2 separate regions of the Homo sapiens genome follow, and region 1 is linked to region 2. A link is an interaction called in ENCODE POLR2A ChIA-PET data of the cell type or tissue named here. Cell type or tissue: MCF 10A. All regions are shown on one strand. Links, peaks and the distances in the headings refer to the core of each region. The heading gives the core; the rest is flanking DNA.

Evidence for each region. ChIA-PET counts read pairs that join two places held together with the same protein. Peaks named below come from ENCODE experiments on the same cell type or tissue, not always from the same donor. Only the 100,000 strongest peaks of a DNase experiment are listed, where the experiment ranks them.
Region 1: POLR2A ChIA-PET joins it to region 2 with 5 read pairs; 3 of 35 experiments call an interaction of 5 or more read pairs at or near these places.

The regions. Positions count from the first base shown.
Region 1 is chr20:59,015,998-59,026,639 of GRCh38, reverse strand. It overlaps TUBB1 (tubulin beta 1 class VI), which reads right to left and starts at 7,211. Exons shown (of 4, transcript NM_030773.4): 1 at 7,061-7,211; 2 at 3,687-3,795; 3 at 3,040-3,150; 4 at 1-2,935. The coding sequence starts at 7,117. The coding sequence ends at 1,857. It overlaps ATP5F1E (ATP synthase F1 subunit epsilon), which reads left to right. Exons shown (of 3, transcript NM_006886.4): 3 at 1-1,165. In MCF 10A, for the core only: no CTCF peak of the experiment used is centred there; a DNase peak (open chromatin) is centred at 5,589.
Region 2 is chr20:59,319,813-59,330,454 of GRCh38, reverse strand. It overlaps EDN3 (endothelin 3), which reads right to left. Exons shown (of 5, transcript NM_207034.3): 3 at 9,262-9,438; 4 at 8,038-8,083; 5 at 4,463-6,124. The coding sequence ends at 5,996. Among named protein-coding and RNA genes, the nearest start is that of EDN3, 25 kb to the right of the region's middle. In MCF 10A, for the core only: no CTCF peak of the experiment used is centred there; no DNase peak of the experiment used is centred there.

The DNA of each region.
Region 1 (10,642 bases), core at 989-8,988, 300 kb after region 2:
AGGAATTTATTTAGTCTGAAATAAAGCAATTTTGCCATTTAAAATTGAATTACTTTGTAGTTTAATGATTACTATTGAGCAAACAAATCTTTACAGTAATATAAGTCAGCAAAAGTTTTTTAAAAGGTTTAAATCCCTCCTTCCTTACATCTATTTCATTGCTTTTTTAGGTTTGGGAAGTAAAGCACCAGAGGAAGCATGTGTAAATCCTTGTATAATCGCAGGCTGTAAGTCTTTAGCATCTCAGGAAGTTACTAACTTCAAACTAAGTATATAGGTAGAGTTTCTTACTAAATCTAGTGCTTCTTGAACCACAAGTAGAAAGCATTTAAAACATGAATGTTGTTTTGTGTTTTTTGAAGTTTGTAAATAGAAGACTTGTTGATGATCCGATGGCAAGGTATTTTTCTCTTGGTATGTATTTTAGTTATTTCCTCGTGATGCATAAGTGAAAAGAGTGAAGTTTCTCAGAATGAGCAACTGTCATCCATCTACCTGCTATTTTATTATTGCTGATTACAAAAGCAAATCAAGAGATGAGAACCCAGTTGCCTGCAAGTAAATATTTACTGCATTGAGGGTCGGAGCATTTTCCCATTACCGGTTATCCATGGATCAAATAGTGTATCTCAGTGGTAATTCTAGAGGGCCATTAAAACCCTGATGGTGCTGGAAGAGATGGCAGTGCTGCATGTCAGAAATAGGTAAACTGTAATTAAGAAGTTACAGATGATTTGATTACGCTCTTGTGTATTTGGTCCTGTTATAATGTGAGCAGATTAAAATCATGTAGTGCTTAAAGCTATGTCATTATGCAAACATTTATGGCAACTTCTGCAAATTAATTTGAACTGTAAAAGTTCCCTAATGAGACGATGTCCTCCATAACTGAGAAGGACACTGCAGCCATTGCTGCTTAATTCCTGCATTTGAATGGTTGCCGAGCGCATGGTGTGCCCTTTCTCAAAGAGCAGAGAGGCTGCAGAGCATTTTGGGGGGTGATGACTGAATGAAAGTGAAAAGACCATTTCAAAATAGCCTTTAAAAGGAAAGCCAAGGATGATTATTAATGAATTCCTGGGATCTAACAGTAGTAAGAAATTTAAACTATATAAACATATATGTTAAAGGCTAGCTCTTCAGAAATAAAGATCAGAAGACTGCAGTTCTTTAGTTTTGCTTGTCTTTTTGTTTTTCTTGTTTGGACCAGGTATTTTTGTGGAGAGGACTGTGGCTTTTCTTTTTTCCTCTTTTCCAGTTAGCATGTTGTATGCACAGGTCTACACAACATGGATATTTCTAGTGGATGTTGACTCACATTGACCTTGGCTCTGTAGCTCCCCATGTACTAGTCAGGCACCTGGCTCTTCTGGAGGCTGGCAGGCACTGGAAAGCAGGATGCCAGTCAGTGTTTGCTCAGAGGAAAGAACCTAAGGAAAGAGTCTTAGTAGCCCTCGGATACCAAGTGAGGATTCCAGGGTGCCTATCAGTGCTGCTAAAGTATAAAAATGTAACACCAACTCCAGTGGCTCCCTGCAAATCCACACGTGTAGTCTGGATGCCTGGCAAACACTTTGAAACAAAGGGAGCACTTTACAATAAATTTGCTATTTTTTTAAGTTAATAAGTATGCACTGAACATCAAACTCTTCAAGGTTAGTAGATGTCAGCAAAGACCCTAATGCCTGTCAGCTGCTCCCCACCTGTCTCCCTCAGTCCCTGTGTCGAAGCTAATGGTGAGTGCATATCATTCACTGTGCTGCAGTGCAGAGTGGGTTTTGGAGTGCTGCAGGAGAAACACTCATCTAATGAGAAACTGTTCTGTAAGCGACTCCGCGGCACAGCTTCTCTCACAGTTAATGTCCCTTATCTTCTGGCTCCATTTCTGCCTCCTCCGTGACCTCTTCATCTTCCTCTAGAACTGCTTTGGCATCTTGAAATTGTTGGTACTCGGATACCAAATCATGGATGTTATTTTCAGCTTCCCCAAATTCGTTTATGTCCATCCCTTCGCTGGTGTACCAGTGCACAAAAGCTTTCCTTTTGAACATGGCTGAGAAATGCTCAGAGACCCTATTAAAGATCTCTTGGATGGCCGTGTTGTTGCCAATGAAGGTGGCGGCCATGCTCAGCCCCCGGGGCGGGATGTCGCAGACAGCCACCTTGACGTTGTTGGGAATCCACTCCACAAAGCAGCTGCTGTTCCTGGTCTGCACGGAGAGCAGTTGCTGGTCCACTTCCTTGGTGGACATCTTGCCCCGGAAAATGCAGGCCACTGTGAGGTAGCGGCCACGGCGGAGGTCACAGGCAGCCATGGTATTGCGGGCATCGAACATCTGCTGGGTGAGCTCGGCCACGGAGAGGGCTCGGTACTGCTGGCTGCCCTGGGCCGTGAGTGGGGCAAAGCCGGGCATAAAGAAGTGCAGGCGGGGGAAGGGGACCATGTTCACCGCCAGCTTGCGCAGGTCTGCGTTGAGCTGACCCGGGAACCGGAGGGAGGTGGTTATGCCGCTCATGGTCAAGGACACTAGGTGGTTGAGATCCCCATAGGTGGGTGTCGTCAGCTTCAGGGTACGGAAGCAGATGTCATAGAGGGCCTCATTGTCAATGCAGAAACAGGCATCTGCATTCTCAATCAGCTGGTGGATAGACAGAACCGCGTTGTAGGGCTCCACCACAGTGTCCGACACCTTGGGAGAAGGCATGACGCTGAAGGAATTCATGATCCGGTCCGGGTACTCCTCTCTAATCTTGTTCATGAGCAGAGTGCCCATCCCGGAGCCTGTGCCCCCGCCCAGGGAGTGGACGATCTGGAAGCCCTGCAGGCAGTCACAGCTCTCACTCTCGTGCCTCACCACCTCTAGGACATTCTCGATCAGCTCGGCTCCCTCCGTGTAGTGGCCTTTGGCCCAGTTGTTGCCAGCCCCAGAGTTACCTGTGGCCAAAAAGAGAAACCAGCAGGGGAAGAAAGGTGAAAAGAGAAGGGCACCAGTAAAGCATCCCCCCCTCCTCCTGGTGGAACCTTCTGGAAAAACATACCATGGACAAAACTGTCGGGTTGAAAGAGAGCTCCTAATTTGCTAGATCGAATGCTGTCCATCGTCCCAGGTTCTAGGTCCACCAAGACTGCTCGGGGCACATATTTCCTACCTGTGTAGAAAAATAGGAAAAAGTCAGCCTACTTGTTTTTCTAAAAGTTAATGTTTTATCAAAATAGAACTTTGTGATACTGGTCCAAAAAAAATCATGGATATTCTAGAAAGGGGCCCTTGGTAGGTCGAGATTTGAGTATCTAACATCATATTTTTTACCCCAACAACAATCCCACAAATCTATAGAATACCCAGAAACAATCTCCATCAGTCTGCTCTGTGATATTGCCAGTGACAGAGATTCTCTTCCTTCATATTGGAAATGATCCTGGTTTCATTTGTGAAACCACAAAGGAAAGTGAGTACTTAACCTGCTTGTGTTAAGGTGTGTGCCATATCCAGCAGCTCCTTCCCCATTCCTGCGTCTTGACCAGGGCTTGGGGACCCACCACTCTAGGATCCTGCTGCCCTGCCTGTCGCCTCCCTGAGCATAGACATCACTGCTTTGACATTTCCATCTCCTGGGCCTCTGCCCTTCCTCTGCTTGTGTTCCCAGTTGCGGGACCACTGCTCCCAGAGCCCCGCCAGTCCTACCGTAGGCTTCGTTGTAGTACACGCTGATTCTCTCCAGCTGCAAGGCCGAGGCCCCGCGGTCGCTCCCAGCCAAGTCGATCCCGTGTTCCTCACCAATCATCTCCCAGAACTGAAAGCAGGAGGAAGGTCAGAGTAAACGGACCCCGAAAAAGGCTGTGTTAACCACAGAGAAAGTTAGCATTCCCAAGCCTGTTTCCCTCTGGTTGCCTGACCCTCCCCAAGACATTCTTTTAGGGCCTTTTCATAAATAACCATGGCATCATTCGCTTTTTGCCTCTACTAAGCAATGTGAAGTAATATGAAGATTGCATTTTCTCCCCACCTGAACTCCTTAAATAAAATGTCAAACACAAAGTACTAAATTGGATTTTCCTCCTATTAAATTCATGCCATTATATACATTAAAGCTGTTGTTTTAGAATTTAATGTCAATATAGCTCTAATTTCTCCTTATAATGCTCCAAGCTAGTAAAGTGTAGATTCCATTAAAGGAAAATAAACTGAATTCTTATCTGATTTCACAGTAATAACTCATTTCACTTTGGGGATTTCTTTTCATGAACTTTTCCAAACAGCCCATAACTTGGACCTCTGTGCATGATTTTAAGTAATTAGCGCCTTTTTTTTTTTTTTTTTTGATGGAGTCTTATCTGTGCAGTGGCGTGATCTCGGCTCACTGCAACCTCCGCCTCCTGGGTTCAAGCGATTCTCCTGCCTCAGCCTCCTGAGTAGCTGGGACTACAGGCACGCACCACCACGCCCAACTAATTTTTATATTTTTAGTAGACACGGGGTTTCACCATGTTGGCCAGGATGGTCTCTATCTCTTGACCTTGTGATCCACCCTCCTTGGCCTTCCAAAGTACTGGAATTACAGGCATGAGCCACAGCACCCGGCCTTTCTTTCTTTTTTTTATTTTTTTATGTTTGTTTGTTTGTTTGTTTATTTATTTATTTTGAGACAGAGTTTCACTCTTGTCACCTAGGCTGGAGTGCCGTAGCACAATCTTGGCTCACTGCAACTTCCACCTCCTGGGTTCAAGCAATTCTCCTGCCTCAGCCTCTCAAGTAGCTGGGATTACAGGCGTCCACCACCATGCCCAGCTAATTTTTGCATTTTTAGTAGAGACAGGGTTTTGCCATGTTAGCCAGGCTGGTCTCAAACTCCTGACCTCAGGTGATGCACCTGCCTCGGCCTCCCAAAGTGCTAGGATCACAGGCGTGAGCCACTGTGCCCGGCCAGTAATGTGCATTTTTGATTGTCAGGTATACATACAACTCACAATTACACATAGTTGTCCTCTGGTAACTATTTGAAACATACTGCACTTCCAGTCACATACACAGTACTTATTAATATAGATATGTGCCAAGCTCTTAATATGGAAACAGTTACTGGGAAGACTCCTTTTGATCACCCTGAAAGGCACATATTAAAATGCAATGAAAATGTATTCACATATATTAAAATCCCCAAGGGTATGTTAAAAACCCCAGCCATATCTTCTAAATGACAGTGCTGCTCTGGCCATGGTCTTAATAACAAGGCAGTTCATGGTAAACTGCCAGCACTGTTCAGGGAGTGGAAGAATAAATAAATTCAAGTTCTAAGATACCCCAAATTAAATGTGTCTTAAAGTTCTTATATCTCTAAATGATGAGTCAGCCAGGACTCTCAACGCTAGACCATACGATTCCAGAGTGAGAGCTAAAACCCTATCTAAACCTAACACTTTCTCTTGAGGGCCCCTTTCCGTATTATCTTCCAGCTTCAGAGCAGCAGGGCTCCTGCCTCCCACTTCTCTGTGTGTGAGTTATGAATGTCTTACCCCTGAGGCATGGAGGAATGGTGACTTCTTTTCAAGCAGTAATGTTCCTTGCCCCCGGTTTAAAACGCCTGCATTTAAAAGCCTTAGTTGTTTCCTGGCAGCATTACTCACAGTAGCCAAAAGGCAGAAACAACCCAAGTGTCATTGATGGATGATGAATGTAGGTGTTTCAAAACCTCACTTTTAATGCATCTCATATTAGTAAAAGTAATTTCACAGCAGCAAAGAGAACACGATAAATTTTGCACGGTGCAATTGGTCATCTTAAAATCAAGATTGGAGATTGTGGGTTCGGGCATCTGTGTTCTTGGGGTTGGCCAATTAAGTTACGTACTTGGGGGAAATTTTTAAGCAGGGGGGCAAGGGAAAGAAAAACTCATTTATATTCCAGACAGTGTATTTTAATTAATTATGTTACTGTACACAAAAAACTTTTATTTTCAATTAAATTTCTTAAATTTTCAATTGCATACTAATAAAACAGTAATTGATTTTTTTTAAGCGTTACAATAAACATGAGAGGGGAGGGGAAAGACACCATAGTGACAGGGTACAGAAAGTTTCTCAAAAAACTTCAAAAAGCTGTTTTGAGACAAATTACTGTTTTTAGATATGAAAAGTTCATTGTTAAGATAAAAGTGGGCCAGGTACAGTGGCTCACGCCTATAATCCCAGCACTTCGGGAGGCCCAGGCGGGCACATCACCTGAGGTCAGGAGTTCGAGACCAGCCTGACCAACATGGTGAAACCCCATCTCTACTAAAAATACAAAATTAGCCAGACGTGGTGGCGCATGCCTGTAATCCCAGCTACTGGGGAGGCTGAGGCAGGAGAATCACTTGAACCCAGGAGGTGGAGGTTGCAGTGAGCCAAGATTGCGCCATTGCACTCCAGCGTGGGCAACAAGAGTGACACTCCATCTCAAAAAAATAAAAGATGATAAAAGTGCCAGGCACGGTGGCCTACACCTGTCATCTCACCACTTTGGAAGCCTGAGGCAGAAGGATCACTTGAGCCCATGAGTTCAAGACCAGCCTGAGCAACAAAGTGAGATCCCTGTCTCTCAAAAAAAAATTTAAAAATTAGCCAGGCATAGTGGTGCATGCCTGTAATCCCAGCTACTCAGGAGGCTGAGGCAGGAGAATAGCTTGAGCCCAGGAGGTTGAGGCTATAGTGAGCCATGATTCTGCCACTCTACTCCAGCCTGGGCAACAGAGTGGGCAAAGAAAAAGATGATAAACGTATTATGTAATATAATGGTCGGCATGTATTGTACATATGTATCTATGGATAAAATTAACATTAATTAAATTAACACTCTAAGCACTTAATGTGTGTTGTAGCTCTTTAGTTAAAGATTGTTTCCTTCTTTTCCCATGTGAAATTTTTTTTTAAGAATTAAAGCCCAAAGGCATTGTCTGATATTTAGCAAGTACATTAAATCTGCTAGACTTATTGTCTTCCCTGCTAACTTAGGGTATTTTTTTGGTTGTCCGCCTCTATGGACTGTGGTAAAGCTAGGATTAGTAACCAGACATTACTTACCTTGGCTCCGATCTGGTTGCCACACTGGCCAATCTGAATATGGACAATTTCACGCATCCTTGCTCTGAGCCCAAGTCTGAGATCTTCACGGAATCCTCAGACTCTCAGAATCCAGAGCTTCGGTTCACTGGTGTGAGCCCAACACAACTGTGGTCACTGCAGTGGTGGGACTGGCCAACCAAGCTACCCTCACAATGTGACCAAGGGTGTGTCCACCCCAGAGGCCCAGCTCCCCGCCCTCAGCCAGTCCTGGCCCTTCTCTGCTTTCTGCCTGTCATGCTTTTGGAAGGGAGTGTTTTTCCTCCCTCAACACAGAATACTGCCCCATCATTTCCTAGAGAGTGAGTGCAAGATTAAAGGCCACCTCGGGGCACAGGGCCTGGAGGCTGGCACTGTTTGCAGGCTTCTAGGTGACCATGCTGGCCCTAGTGACCGTGGTATGATGACTGTGGCTCCTAGCTCACCCAGGTAACCAGACCACCTCCAAGGGCTTTCCCTGTCCATCTTCCCGGCCCCTTTTCCAGACTTTGGTCCCCAGAAGCCCCGTGCCCCGCCACAGCAGGAGGCTCCACAACTGGGCCTCGCAGGTCCCAGGTCCCGGGATGGCCTGCATCAGGCACTGTCTGCCCGCCCTCCCCCACATGCCCTCTCTCGCCCTGTATGCAAGTTACTCTGCAGTGTCCTGCAGGTCTCTTGGACCCCTGCCCTATCCATGCCAGGGCTGGGCTGTGCCCCAGCACCCTTCCCAGCCCCTGCTCTGTCGTCCCATCTCAGCTCATGGTGTCTGGGGTCTTAATGTTTGCCATAGGGTCCCTTTACCAGACCCTGAATTCTCCAAGAGCAAAACGGACTCCCAATTGTATTCCCTTAGAGCCGGGTGTGGTGGCTCACTCCTGTAATCCCAGCACTTTGAGAGGCCAAGGTGGGCAGATCACCAGAAGTCAGGAGTTCAAGACTAGCCTGGCCAACATGGCGAAACCCCATCTCTTACTAAAAATACAAATATTAGTCAGGTGTGGTGGCACACACATGTAGTCTCAGCTACTCGGGAGACTGCGGCAGGAGAATCGCTTGAACCTGAGAGGCGGAGGTTGTAGTGAGCCGAGATCATGCCACTGCACTCCAGCCTGGGCGACAAAACAAGACTCTGTCAGAAAAAAAAAAAAAAGCATTCCCTCATGCGGTGTACAGGAGTGGCAGCAGGCTGGGTACTCAGCAGCTTGAAAGCAGCTGTTCTGTCTCCTGGTCCTCAGTACCTCCCCTGCCACCAAGTTTCTATCATCGTCGAAAGCCAGCCCTAGGCTTTATTACCTCCAACCAGGCAAGGGCATCCAGGCCAAACACCAGCTCCATATCCTTGCCCAGGAGGGTGGCAGTTCCCCACCGCCTGGAGGACAGAAGGTGGAAGCTTCCAAGGAAGATGGGGAAGGGACTCCCTGAGAAGGCGTGAGAGCCCTGGCTCGGAAGGGGAGAGCCAGTGGACGCTGCCTTGTGCCTGTTGAGCTGTCGAGGTGCAGGTGGGCAGGTACAGGGCAAGGCCTCACTCCTGAAGCCCCGAGGATGTGGACAACCACCATCCGGTGAGCAACCACCTCTTGAGGCCTCTCTTTAACGTCTGCCGGGCACCCTGAGGTTGCCCCCATTCTTTGAACAGCTATGGACGGGGACCTGTCATAGGCTGGGCTCACCTTGGGCGCTGCAGACAAGGGAATGAAGGAGGTAGATGTGGCCAGATCCTGCACTCTTGGAACTCTGGCTTACTTAGGAAGAGAGCACTCCTAGCTCTGGAGCAGCTCAAGGACACCATCTCTCAGGACAGGGACTCAGGACAGGCAAGACTACTGAACTCAGAGCGAGAAGCCCTGGAGGTCCTTCCCTCCCCTGCCTCTCGCCAGACCCGTGACCTTGGTTGAAGCATTGGAGCCCAGCCTGGTCCATGAGGGGCCTGTGCTTCCTGTGCCCCAAGCCCAGGCTTGACTCCTAAACCTTGTGTTCCTTCTACAGGCCTGGTGGGGCCCAGGATGTGAGGTCAGGAACACAATCAGGAAAGTTCCTAACGATGGAGTGTCTGGGGGAAATCGCTTCTGCTTACTCCCAAAGGAGCTCAAACACACAGCCAAAGGGCCTGAGCTATAAACCAGAAGAGAAACCCAGAGGTGGGGAAGAAGAAAGCACTGTGTCCTAAGAGTGCCTGGACTGGGACTGCTTCTCACCTCTGTCTAGTGTGTAGATCCCAGGCTGCCCTTGAGTACTGACAGTGCACCCCATGATCCTGGGCTGGATCCAGGACCAGGGAAGAGGGCTGCTATAGAGGATGGTATGAGGATCATTGTCAAAATTCAAATAAGGATTGTGTACACTGGAAAATAGTATTGTATCAGTGTTCCATTTCTTGACTTTGATCATGGCAGGGTGGTTCTAAGTGGAAGTCCTTGTTTCCAGGAGATCCCATATTATGAAGCACTGTGCTTCAAGGTCGTTTTGATGCTGGCAGCTTACTGGGAAACAGTTCCACAACCACATAACGTGATAAACGGAGAGAGGGCAGTTCAGCAAAGGGGCAAAGTGGTAACAATTGCTGGTTCTTTTCAAAGTTAGCACAAGATTAATACCCTTGTAACATTTCTCTAAGTTTGGAACTTTTTTGTGCTCAAACCTGAATGTCACATGACTCACAGATGCTTCCGGTCCAGTCACCCCTCCTCCCTGCCCAAAGGTAAAGAGAAGAATGTGCAAATTCAAGAGGAGGATATTCACAGGTCCTCAGCAGTATTTTTCAGAAATTAAAACAGACCATTTTATTAATGATCTGTTTAAATTAAAACAGACCTATTCATAGGTCCCCAGCAATATTTTTCAGAAATTAAAACAGACCATTTTAAAATTAAGAATAGACCATTCTGTTTCCATAGACATTAGCCCATCTTGCCTCACTTCCAGCCTTTCTCCTGGCGTGCCTTGGCCTCTTTTCCCCTTGTCTCTGTCCCCACCAGCTCTCCCGAGCCTCCCTCCCCACCCAGGGGCCCCTGCCTACCAGACTTCTCCGAAGATCAAAGACAGCTCCATGATCTTCCCACAGGCAGGTCCCTCATCAGAGACACTTCCTCTCCTGGGGACCAGAGCACTTCAACCTGCAGTGCCCACACACAGTCCTGTTTGCTAATTACTTATACACATGCCTTATCTCCCGCCAGCCTGGGAGCTGCCTGTGTCGTTTCATCTTTGAGTCCCCAAAGTGCCTGATCCATGGCAGGGCCTCAGTAAATGTTTGTTAAGGGCACACTGACAGCTGGGCAGGTTTGAGCAGTGATGCTCAGAGCGGGCTGTGTTCTTAAAGCCAGTGATGTATTTATTCACGAGTGTGTCCTTCTCCAGGTGGGGTCACCTTTTTCCTCCATTCCATAAGAGGTGGTCTAGGCTGGAGATATAAACTGTTCCAAGAAACCTGGATGTTGGGGACAGACTATAGATGGAATAACCGCAGTGAGCTATTACGGGAAGGTGTGACCGGTGGGCAGCCGTGGCCTTCTGTGGCCCAGCTCCTGAAAGGAGCCCCTGTTGGCCACAAACCGCCTTGCTGCA
Region 2 (10,642 bases), core at 1,789-9,788:
TTTGGGAGGCTGAGGCGGGCAGATCATGAGGTCGGGAGATTGAGACCATCCTGGCTAACACGGTGAAACCCCGTCTCTACTAAAAATACAAAAAATTCGCCGGGCGAGGTGGCGGGCACCTGTAGTCCCAGCTACTCAGGAGGCTGAGGCAGGAGAACGGCGTGAACCTGGGAGGCAGAGCTTGCAGTGAGCTGAGATAGCGCCACTGCACTCCAGCCTGGGTGACAGAGCGAGACTCCATCTCAAAAAAAAAAAAAAATCATCTCTTTCCCCTACTTATAACATTAGGCTGTCTGCTGGACCACAGGTTACAGAGAGAAATAAAGGAAGATGTCACCAGGTCTTCTCTAGTGAGAAACATGGACAACACATATGGTTGGAAAGAAGTATCTGATAAGCCTGTTGAGATGCATTTCATATTGGAGGCTGGATACTGATGGAAACCATCCATGGCTTCTCTTGGAAGAAGCATTTAATCTGCGTTAATTCTAGACAGGCACACTGTCCTAGTCAAGGCTCTTGGGTTACCAGGTACCTCCCAATGGCCCTTGATGGGTTTTGCTGCTCATTATCCATTTTCCCTTCCTCTGGAAAAAGCATCCAAACTTCCTTTGGGTCCAAAAGCTGAGTATGAGAGCCTAGGCCACTCCTTACATGGTAACCTTCAAGCCCATTGATTAGCTCAGGATGGACACAGTACCCACGCTGGCCCAATCACAATGGAGCCAGCACTTACACAGGAGTAACTGGGGACAAAGCTCTCCCCCTGCCCTTGGACTTTCTGTTCCATACCCTGACCTCTGGCTTGAGTTCAGTCACCAATGGCCAATGATTTAATCAATCAGGCCTAGGTAATGAAACCGCCATAAGAAGCCTTAAGTAAGTTCAGGGAGCTTCGACGATGGCCAACCCATGGATGTACTGGAGCGTGGAAACCTCCTCTCCCAGGGCTTCATTCTTTGCCTGTTTTCCATGGGGCTGTTCCTGGGTCACACCCTTTATAGGAAAGCTGAAGTTGTATGCACAGTACTTCCCTGAGTTCTGGGAATTGTTCTGATGAGTTCTCAAACATGGGGGTATAGCTTAGATTATGGAACCCCCAAATTTGTAGTAGGCTGGGAAGAAATGTGGATCTGCTGGAAACCCCACTTGTGTGGCTGGTGTCTGAAGTAGGGGCAATCTTGCAGGATTGAGACCTTAGCTTGCTGGCTCTGATGCTAACTCCACATAGATAAAGTCAGAATTGGGTTCAGTTGTTGGACACTCGGTTGGTGTTGTAGAATTGGATAACTGGTGTGGGAAAACAACATGTATTTGGTGTCAGGAAAAAAACCCACACCCTCGGTGGCAAAGGTGGTGTCAGAGGAAGACAGTGTTATAGGCCAACTTGTGTGAGAAAGTAGTGAGAAGTGTTATATGCTAACTTGTGTGGAAAAGTAGTGAGAAGCAAGACTACATGTTCCTGTTTGCTCCTACTCACACAATGCAGATGAAAAGGTACTCCAGACAGTCATGACAGTGGTTTTCTGGGGGTGGAGGTGAGGCAGGGAGGACAGGACAGGGAGGGGGCAAGAAGTCCCTACGTAGAATGTTTTAATAGTTTCAATTTTTCAATCAAAGAGTTTTACTTGCTCAATGTTTTAATTAAAAATACCTTCTCCATAAAATTATTCTGAGCCTTCATTCCTCACCCTCAGCTGCCATTAACTAATTATACAGTAGTACAGGTAGGCACAATGTGTTCAGGTGAGGACCAATTTCTAGCTATGTGGCCATAGGCTGGTAACCCCTCTGTGCCCCGGTTTTCCTCATAATCCATAAAATGAGGACACAAATAATACAGACATCATGGAATTACGTTGAGGGCTTAAAACAATTGCATATACTTCGAACAAATTGGAGACTTATTCTTGTGTGTCCTGGGCTCCTCACACACACCTTGTGCAAGGAGAGATCCTAGGAAACACCGTGGATTGACTGACAGGAACAAGCTTCCCGGAGAAATGTAACCCCTCGATAACCCACAACTGTCTCTAATGACAGTCCCGGGTTTTCAATACTAAACTCAGACTCAAAAATAGGGGAAAAAAGAAAATATCAAAATATTCAGGCAAAGGAGAAATGGAGAAAATAGGCACTTCAAGTAGTTTAAACAGGCACTCCAGAGATGCCAGAGAACAGTGGAGTGGCAACGTTGGAGGAGGACACTAAGTCTTCCAGAAACAAGTGGAGGAAAGAGGCCCTTCAACTGAAAAGTCAAACCAATTCTATCTGGTATAAATTGAATGGAAATCTCTGCCTGGACACCTTATACTGAAACTGCAGAATGTCTAGGATAAAGAGAAAAACATTAAAGCCACCAGAAATTAACCTATGATTTGTCTCAGAGAAAATTTCTAACCAGCAATAACTGACCTCAAAAGACAATGAAATAACATCCTCCATCTAAGGGGCTACTACTGTCAACTTAAAATTCTCTCCCCAGAAAAACTATCATTTATAAATTTCAAAATAAAGATATTCGCAGATAGACAAACACATAGAAAAAAGAAGAAAAGGTAAAAGAAAGAAACTGAGGCTGGGAGAGTTTAAAGCTGGTTTCCCTAAAGGACATGGTGTCAAATCCAGGTCTCCAGACTCCACAGCCTTTTTTTGCTGGGCTTCAGCTGAGGCAACCTTCACAGGTGAACAGGATCCCGGGCTCAGAAGGGCTGGACGCCCGTGGTTTAATGCACGATCTGAAGTTCTTACTCCTTCTAAGCCAGGGGCCCTACAGTTTCCATAGCCAATCCTGCTCATAAATCCATAGACTGCTCCTTCATTCCTCCACCCAGATGCCAGAAAAGCCTGCCACGTCTGGGCCTCGGACTGCCCATGACTCCTGGAAGTCCTTGGCTGTCCTCCTCTGCCTGGGGCCTCCGTGGCACCTGGGCAGCTCCTGGACTCCAGGACCTGTTAGTGCCTCGAGTGAACGCTGCAGCTCCTGCTGTGTGCTGCCCCACATCCTGCAGAAAAAACCCAACGCTCTCAGTCCATCAAAGTCAAAACTCTCTAAGATGACTTTAATTAAAACAAGAGGCTCCTGGGTTTTCTCAGATCAGGTAGCCATCAAACTCAAACCTACTCCTCTTCTTGGATTTCTCTTTGCTCTTTGGCTGGGCCTGTCTTTGTCCAATTCCCTGCCTCCCACGGTCTCTGATTCTTTATTCAAAAGGCAGGTGGAGAAGGTAGGAAAGGAAGTAAGAAAGAAAATGAAGGAAACCCCACTCTTTCCGAACATCCCCAATCCCCCAAGACGTCTTATAAGCTTTAAAGACTTGCAGGTGTGATCATTGCTGTCTTCTGGTTATCAAGAACTCAGCAGCCACACCCTTTCCCTAGAATCCTGAGCCCCCAGCAGTGCCCTCTCACTAGAATCCTGAGCCCCCAGCAGTGCCCTGTCTCTAGAATCCTTAGCCCCCCCAGCAGTGCCCTCTCCTAGAATCGAGCTCCCTCGCAGTGCCCTCTCCCTAGAATCCTGAGCCCCCCAGCAGTGCTTTCCATAGAATCCTGAGCCCCCAGCAGTGCTCTCCCCCTAGAATCCTGAGCGCCCCAGCAGTGCTCTCCCCCTAAAATCCTGAGCCACCCATCAGTGCCCTCTCCCTAGAATCCTGAGCCCCCCAGCAGTGCTCTCCCTAGAATCCTGAGCCCCCAGCAGTGCCCTCTCTCTAGAATCCTGAGCCCCCCAGCAGTGCCCTCTCCCTAGAATCCTCAGCCCCCCAGCAGTGCTCTCCCTAGAATCCTGAGCCCCCCAGCAGTGCTTTCCATAGACTCCTGAGCCCCCCAGCAGTGCTCTCCCCCTAGAATCCTGAGCGCCCCAGCAGTGCTCTCCCCGTAAAATCCTGAGCCACCCATCAGTGCCCTCTCCCTAGAATCCTGAGCCCCCCAGCAGTGCTCTCCCTAGAATCCTGAGCCCCCCAGCAGTGCCCTCTCTCTAGAATCCTGAGCCCCCCAGCAGTGCTCTCCCTAGAATCCTCAGCCCTCCAGCAGTGCTCTCCGTAGAATCCTGAGCCCCCCAGCAGTGCCCTCTCCCTGGAATCCTGAGCCCTCCAGCAGTGCTCTCCATAGAATCCTGAGCCCCCCAGCAGTGCCCTCTCCCTAGAATCCTGGGCTGCACAGGCATCTTTGGCAGGGCCACAAGGAAGCCTCCCTATTGCTAGGAAGGCACAATGGCCTAGGGGAAGAACCAGCTCTCTCCCCAGGTTTCTCTCTTCCTGACTGCTGTGAATGTTTTATCTTCTTGGAACGGTCCCCAAACCCCACTTCTTCCTTAATATTCAGGCAGCCCCTCATCTAGCTCCATAACTGACTTTAGATGGATTCCACTTCCCAAACCACAACTTCTTCCCGTCCTCTCCAGAGGTCCATGAAAAGTTGATGCGCAACCCCGCACATAAAGACAGTGAGGAAAAAAACCCACAAATCAGAGCAAACTTTAGGTTTTTTATTAGGCTTTTGACAGTACTTTCTGAGTATTTGAGCAATTGATGGGTTTCTCTCTGATACCATCTTGCCACGGTGCCAAACAGCACATATGCATTTTAAAAATGTAATTCAAGCTCTAAGGAGTATGAGTTTGTATTCAGAATGCAATTTAAAATCTACCTACCTATCTACCTCTCTATACGTATATACAGTGACTACTTTGAACAGATCCACATAAAGGAGTTGGAGTGGAGAACAGTTTCACAATAAATAATCGCTTCTCTAAACTGTACAAAATCCTACCAGCAAATCAGCCACTTTCATTTCCTCATGATAGGTCATCACTTTTATACCTGTAATAACTTATGAAATACACACAGAGGATTTAACATTTGGTCAAGGCCAATGCTCTGTCATACACCATCTTAAATGTCTCTCTACGGGGCCCTGGACACCCACTCAAATGCCGTTTCCTATCTCTCTGTGACTGGGTTGGGGAGATGGGCAGCCCTCCCCTGCGCAGGCGACTTTACATGGTGGGATAACATCTCCACACTCACAGTAAGCTCGGCTCGGTGGGAAGAGCGCAGCTGAAAGAGATTTTGAACTGTCAGACGGTATAAGTTGTTGCCAATTTATATAAACAGGAATTTACATAATTTACAAAGAATTTGTGTTCGTGACTTATTTTGAAGCCATTCCCCAAAGATCCACATTTACTCATGAAAGCAAATATTCAACCTAATAGCCTTGAGCTGGGGCTGTCTTTACAGTCGGCTTCCTGCAAACAAGGCCTGGGAACTCCACTGTGTATCGGCCTGGTGTCTATACAGAATACAGAGGGTCAGTCACTGAACAGGAACAAGCTCTGTATTGCAGATACTAACTTTCTCATTTTCTTGTCACAAACATCAAGGATCCTTTTTTCTTCTTCCTTCATTCTTTCGAGATACATTCTTTTGGTGGGTATCAAGCACAGCTGAAAATTTCTCTGCCAAAATCCCATAAGCTTCAAATTCATAAACTCCTGTAGAGCTATGATCTGTGTCTAAAGCCGACGCCTCGTGGCCCTCACTGACATACACCATGCAGCCTATTCTAGGCAAGGATATGAAAGTCGCATGCTTCTGCTGCACGGGCATTTTGCATTTATTACAAGATGGACATGTGTTTACATTTGCAAAGAGTTAGCTTGGAGTCCACTTATTCTCCAAGAGAAGTCATGTCAAAAGCCAGTAAGTGGCTTTCCAACTTGCCAAAACTCTCCAAAACCAATTTCCTGCATGAAACCGGAGCTGCAGGCGTCATGCTCTGGGGCACATCTGGGATCATTTTACTCATTAGGAAAACTGGGGTCATTCGGATTTGGGCATTCTTGCCGTGGGGGGGGGGTATTGTTAAGTGGGGACTCTTTGGGTGGGTGTTCTGCCCCAGGCAAATTCACTTCTTGTCTATAAAGAGGTGGAAATCTGAACTGTGTGTGAGCAATGACAGAAGCCTCCCGAGACCAGGATGCTGCAGGCCTGTCCTCCTAAGGGGCTCCTTCCTGAAAGAGGCAGCGGGGGCAGGTAGATGGAGCGAGGGCGAGTCCACTGCCGGGCATGAGCTTTGGATGGTGGAGGTCTAAAGCCTGCTTGCTTTGTTGGTCCTTGACTTCAACCTGTCTTGGGGAAAGGGGGCAAAAGAAAAAAAAAGAAAGGTATGTTATGAAAGTGTAGCTCTGTAGTTCTGTGAAGCTGAAAAAGGGAACGTCTTCCCACTGCCTCTCCAGCCTGTTCCCTGATTGGAACTGTATGTACCCTCTTCCCAGTGCTTCTCAGCAATTTCCGAGCCTACCACCAGACTGGAAAAGTGTGAAAAGAATAACACCAGCAGACAAGGCTGCTAGGGGCCCTCCCGCAGCCTGGCCCCATCTTTGATTACCACAAGCTAAGGATGGTGACAGCTTCCACTCTGAGAATGTGAATCTGGGAATTACTAACTTGAATCTTGCAAGAAAGCAAGAACATTGGCTTAATAAGAGACTTTTTCTTCCCAAGTAAAGCTTCTTACTAGAGCTTTACATGACTCATAGAGACCTGGAAGAACCACTTTTCCAGGCCCTGCTGGGACATCTGCACCACCAATTGCATCTTTTGAACATGTGACATAGAACAGTAATAATCACCACAACAGCAAAAGGACCGGTGTGCTTCTCCTATATAGGGCTCCCTTCTGGCCGTTCCCTGAGCACACTCTAGGGCGTTTGCACTCACCGGTTCCCCTACCTGAAATCCCTTTCCCTCACTCATCCCTATGGCTCCTCCCAGCCTTCCTTCAGGTCACCTGGTGAGAAAGATGAGGCCACGTCAACCCCATCTCAAACTGCAACCACCCCACGCTTCCTACCCTTGCCGTGTCTTTCTGTTATTCTTTGCAATCTCACTTTAAATTGTACATGTTTGCTGTCTGCATCCCCACTAGTTAAGCTCTATAAAAGAGATCCTATGCCTTGTTCCTGCTATGTCCCCAGCATCGAGAATGGTGCCCAGCCCGTAGCAGGTGCCCAACAAGTCTTTGCTGAACGAATGCATAAGCGAATGAATAAATGATGCAATGGATGGATGGGTTTAATTACATCCCGCCCTCGCTGAGAGGAGCTTTGGTTTGGGGTGAGGAAGAGAAAAAGAGGAAAAAGAATGAAGAGGCAAAGTGGGACCATCTGGGTCTGACTCATGCTCTCCCGGGCTCTGTCTCTTCCGCCTCGGCCCTCCTCCTCCCGCTCCATTTTTATTATGGTTGCTGACAGATCCCTCTCTGGACTAGACTAGAAGCGATCTGCCACCAATTTGGAAAGCTCCTGTATACTGAGCATGGTTTCATCTTCCCTCGATCAGTCTCTGTAGAAACCCAAGCCACCTCCAGGCTATTATTATGAACATAAATTACCATCCCATTGCAGATGAGCTGCGGAGTCATTAATAATGACTTCTGATTGATAGAATGACAAATAAACCCAGTTTGACTGCAGGAAACCCTCAGGATCTCTCATACAAAAAAGACAAGTGGGTTAAAAAAAATAATACAATGAACTGGAGAACCAAGGGACCCTGCTGTCAAGCTGCTGTAATTCACCTCTGCCCAGAATCAGCTGCTGAAAAGAATAAATGATTTTTTTGACGAGAAAGACCACATGTTGCTAAGGAAGCAGAGGCGAAGTGTGGGTCTGGGCAGAGCAGCCTACAGGGCCTCTGAGAGCGGTGGTTGACTAGCTTTGTCCAGGCCAGGTGAAATCCAGGCAGGACATCACTGCCCAGAGCTACAAGGGATGCAAGGGCTGGCTCCCAGGACACAGAGCAGGGTGGCCAGGGACCGACAAGTGACAGCAGCTGTCCACAGCTTCAGCCCGCTCTGCCCCCAGAAACGGTCCACCAAAGGCACCATTGCTTGTGGGTGCAGCATCCCATGAGATCTGGGGTTCCCACTGGACCAGACCAGATGCCATCCCCTCAAAACACCCTCCACCCACCCCCGAAGGAATGACACGTCACATCTTCACCTCCTTTGACACAGGCCTCTGTTGGCACCTCTCACCTTCCCTTCCTCTTCTTTGTCTGTTTTTTCTGCCGTCCTTGAATTACTGTGGGGAGAGAGCTGGTTTTAATCAATCAACCTGCCTTTCCCTGTGGCTGGTTTTTCGGTGTCAAATTATGACTTCCTCTTCCCCACCAATGAGCACATTAGTGCGTTCCCCAAGGACTGCGTCTCAGGCACAGTTTCTGAAGGCTGAGCACTCGGTGGGTGGATTTCTACCAAAGTACAGAATATACTCACCACTCACTTATTCATCGGATGTTTAAAAGCCCAGAAGGGGGGAAAAACCATGCAGTTCACACTGGGTTTCACAGACGGCAGATCCTGGGGTCCTGAGCGCTACCGTCTGCCTTGTTGGGGTGTTGGGAGCTCACCCCTGCCTATGTGTCTTTTGTGTGCATCAGGGCAGCTCACCTACGCCTGCTCCAGGAAGGGTTTTGAAAGGGCCAATCTGCCTCACTGGGTTCATGAATCTTGGCCCGAAGTTAAGAAAAAGATGGAGTAAGGAGCATTAACAGGAATACCTGTTATGTGAATACCAGCTCAAAGCCCCTGGGTCAAACATGGAGTCTGCCTGTTGGTTCCATTCAACGTGATTTGCAAGCTTCCCTAAGGCAGCCAGGACAGACCACAGGGTCTCAAACTTGGGGGCCTCCAGGGGCTACAAAGTAAGATAAATTGGTAACAGGTAAATGGATATTGCACATCCTACTCAAACGTGAGATGCCCCCACTCAGTTCCAGCTGAGGGTGGCCAAAGAGAAGGGGGGCTCTGAGACCAGATGGTCCTACGTGCTGGGTTCCCCCCCCTCCCAATAAGCCTTTTGCACTCTTATCATGGGCTATTTTCGAGAAGGCTAAAAATACGCATTTGGCAGGGGTTAATTCTTCAATCTTTTAAGTGTTGGCAACTTATTCAGATTTTCACAAAGTGCTGTGCAGGCCAGAAAAACATATGTCTGGAAACCAGATGTAGCCACGGCCACTGTGAAGCTTCTGTTCCAAAAGGCAGCAAGGGGGTGGGGACGCTGCATCTCCTGCCCTCCTGATGCTGAGGACCTGGGTCTTTTCTGGGCTCAGCACCTCCTTTCTCTGGCCCACAGGACGACAGTAGGTCAGGATGTGACTGAACTATCCTACACCCTCCTTTGAGAAGCCCCTGGCCTGGCCTTGCCGAGGGTTGATGCATATCTGCAAATGAGTGAAACTGGAGGAGGTGTCATACCTGCTGACGTCCAGAGTTTGGGTGCAAAAGTGCAGGCAGGCCTTGTCATATCTCCCCACACAAGCGCAGCGCAAGTGTGGCCGATGTGAGAGCTGCAGATTCCCTGGAAGTGGCCCCGCAGACCTCTTGCCCCGGAAGCTTCCTCTGTAGTTGGACAGTCCATAGGGCACCGTCTGTCTGCAAAGCACAGGGTAATGTTAGGTGAGCACACCCAGGCCTCCCTGCTCAGGGGCCCCCAAGGGTGTGGAGCGAGAACCACCGCCTGGCTGAAAAGGTCTCAGAAACTGGTGTTCACAACCCTCCCCACTACAGCTCTGGGTCTTAGGAAGGTTCTGGAGTGAACTGTGCACCCCCTGCCCTCCACAACCCCCAGGAAGAGAGTTGGGGCTGAGGGCATGGAAGGACATGGAGGGTCTGGGTAGCTGGGCAGCAGCCAGCACTCTTGGAGCCCAGCAGGCGTCTGGGCATGTGTGCCTGCACTTGTGAGCCCCTTAGCCTCACCCAAGGCACCAGCTGCAGGTGTGGCCTGAACGCCCTGGGGCTCTGCGATCTGTGAACATGGGTGGGCTTTCATTCTCTTCAAGACCAAACCACGGCCGGCCTAGCTCCTCCGGGCCGGGTTCTGCTCCTCGGCTCTGGAAGTACCATCTGGGCCTCCTCCTCATTCCATGGAAAGCCGAGAAAGAATTAAAGACAACCATAGCACCTGTTCCAGAGGCTTTTCTTCCTGTGCCAAGGGCATGTGGGGCAACCTACGTGCTGGTCTGGGTCTTCGCCCTGATCAGATCACCTGCCTACCCCGCAGCCTGAGGCCAGACCTGAGGTTTCTGACTGAATTTCTTCCATGTGCACAGCAGTTTGTGCTAATGAGAAGATGGGAAATGCAATTACAGTCATTAGAGATGCATCCCGGCCTTTGAAAGTTGCTTCCTCAAAGAGACAAACATCAGAAGGAACACTCCGTGACCTCTGAGAGGCGGGTGAGGGCCTGGCCATGCAGCTGAAAGTGGAACCAGCCTCAGAAGAGCCGCGTGATGAAGAAGGCTTGAAACCATTGACCAATTTCGTTTATGGTTGGCGTTGGCAGGAGGAGTGTGATGGTGTGGTTCAGAGCAAAACCCGTGGAAGCTGGTTCTAGTGAGTGTGCACATCCAAATCATCACTTGCCAGAGAAAAAGGGGGTGCCTGCCAGGCAGTTCAGCGGGAAGAAGTTGAAAGCAGATCCTTAACTTACTAGCTTGATTTGAGGAACAAATTACTAATAGCTAGAAGAAACATGTGGCCAAAGCCACTTTTCCAATAAACATTGGTTTTCTTGCTAGTCCCCAGAGATGAACCACCTTGGTTTCCATGAACCCCACTGAGTAGTACCAATTATCCA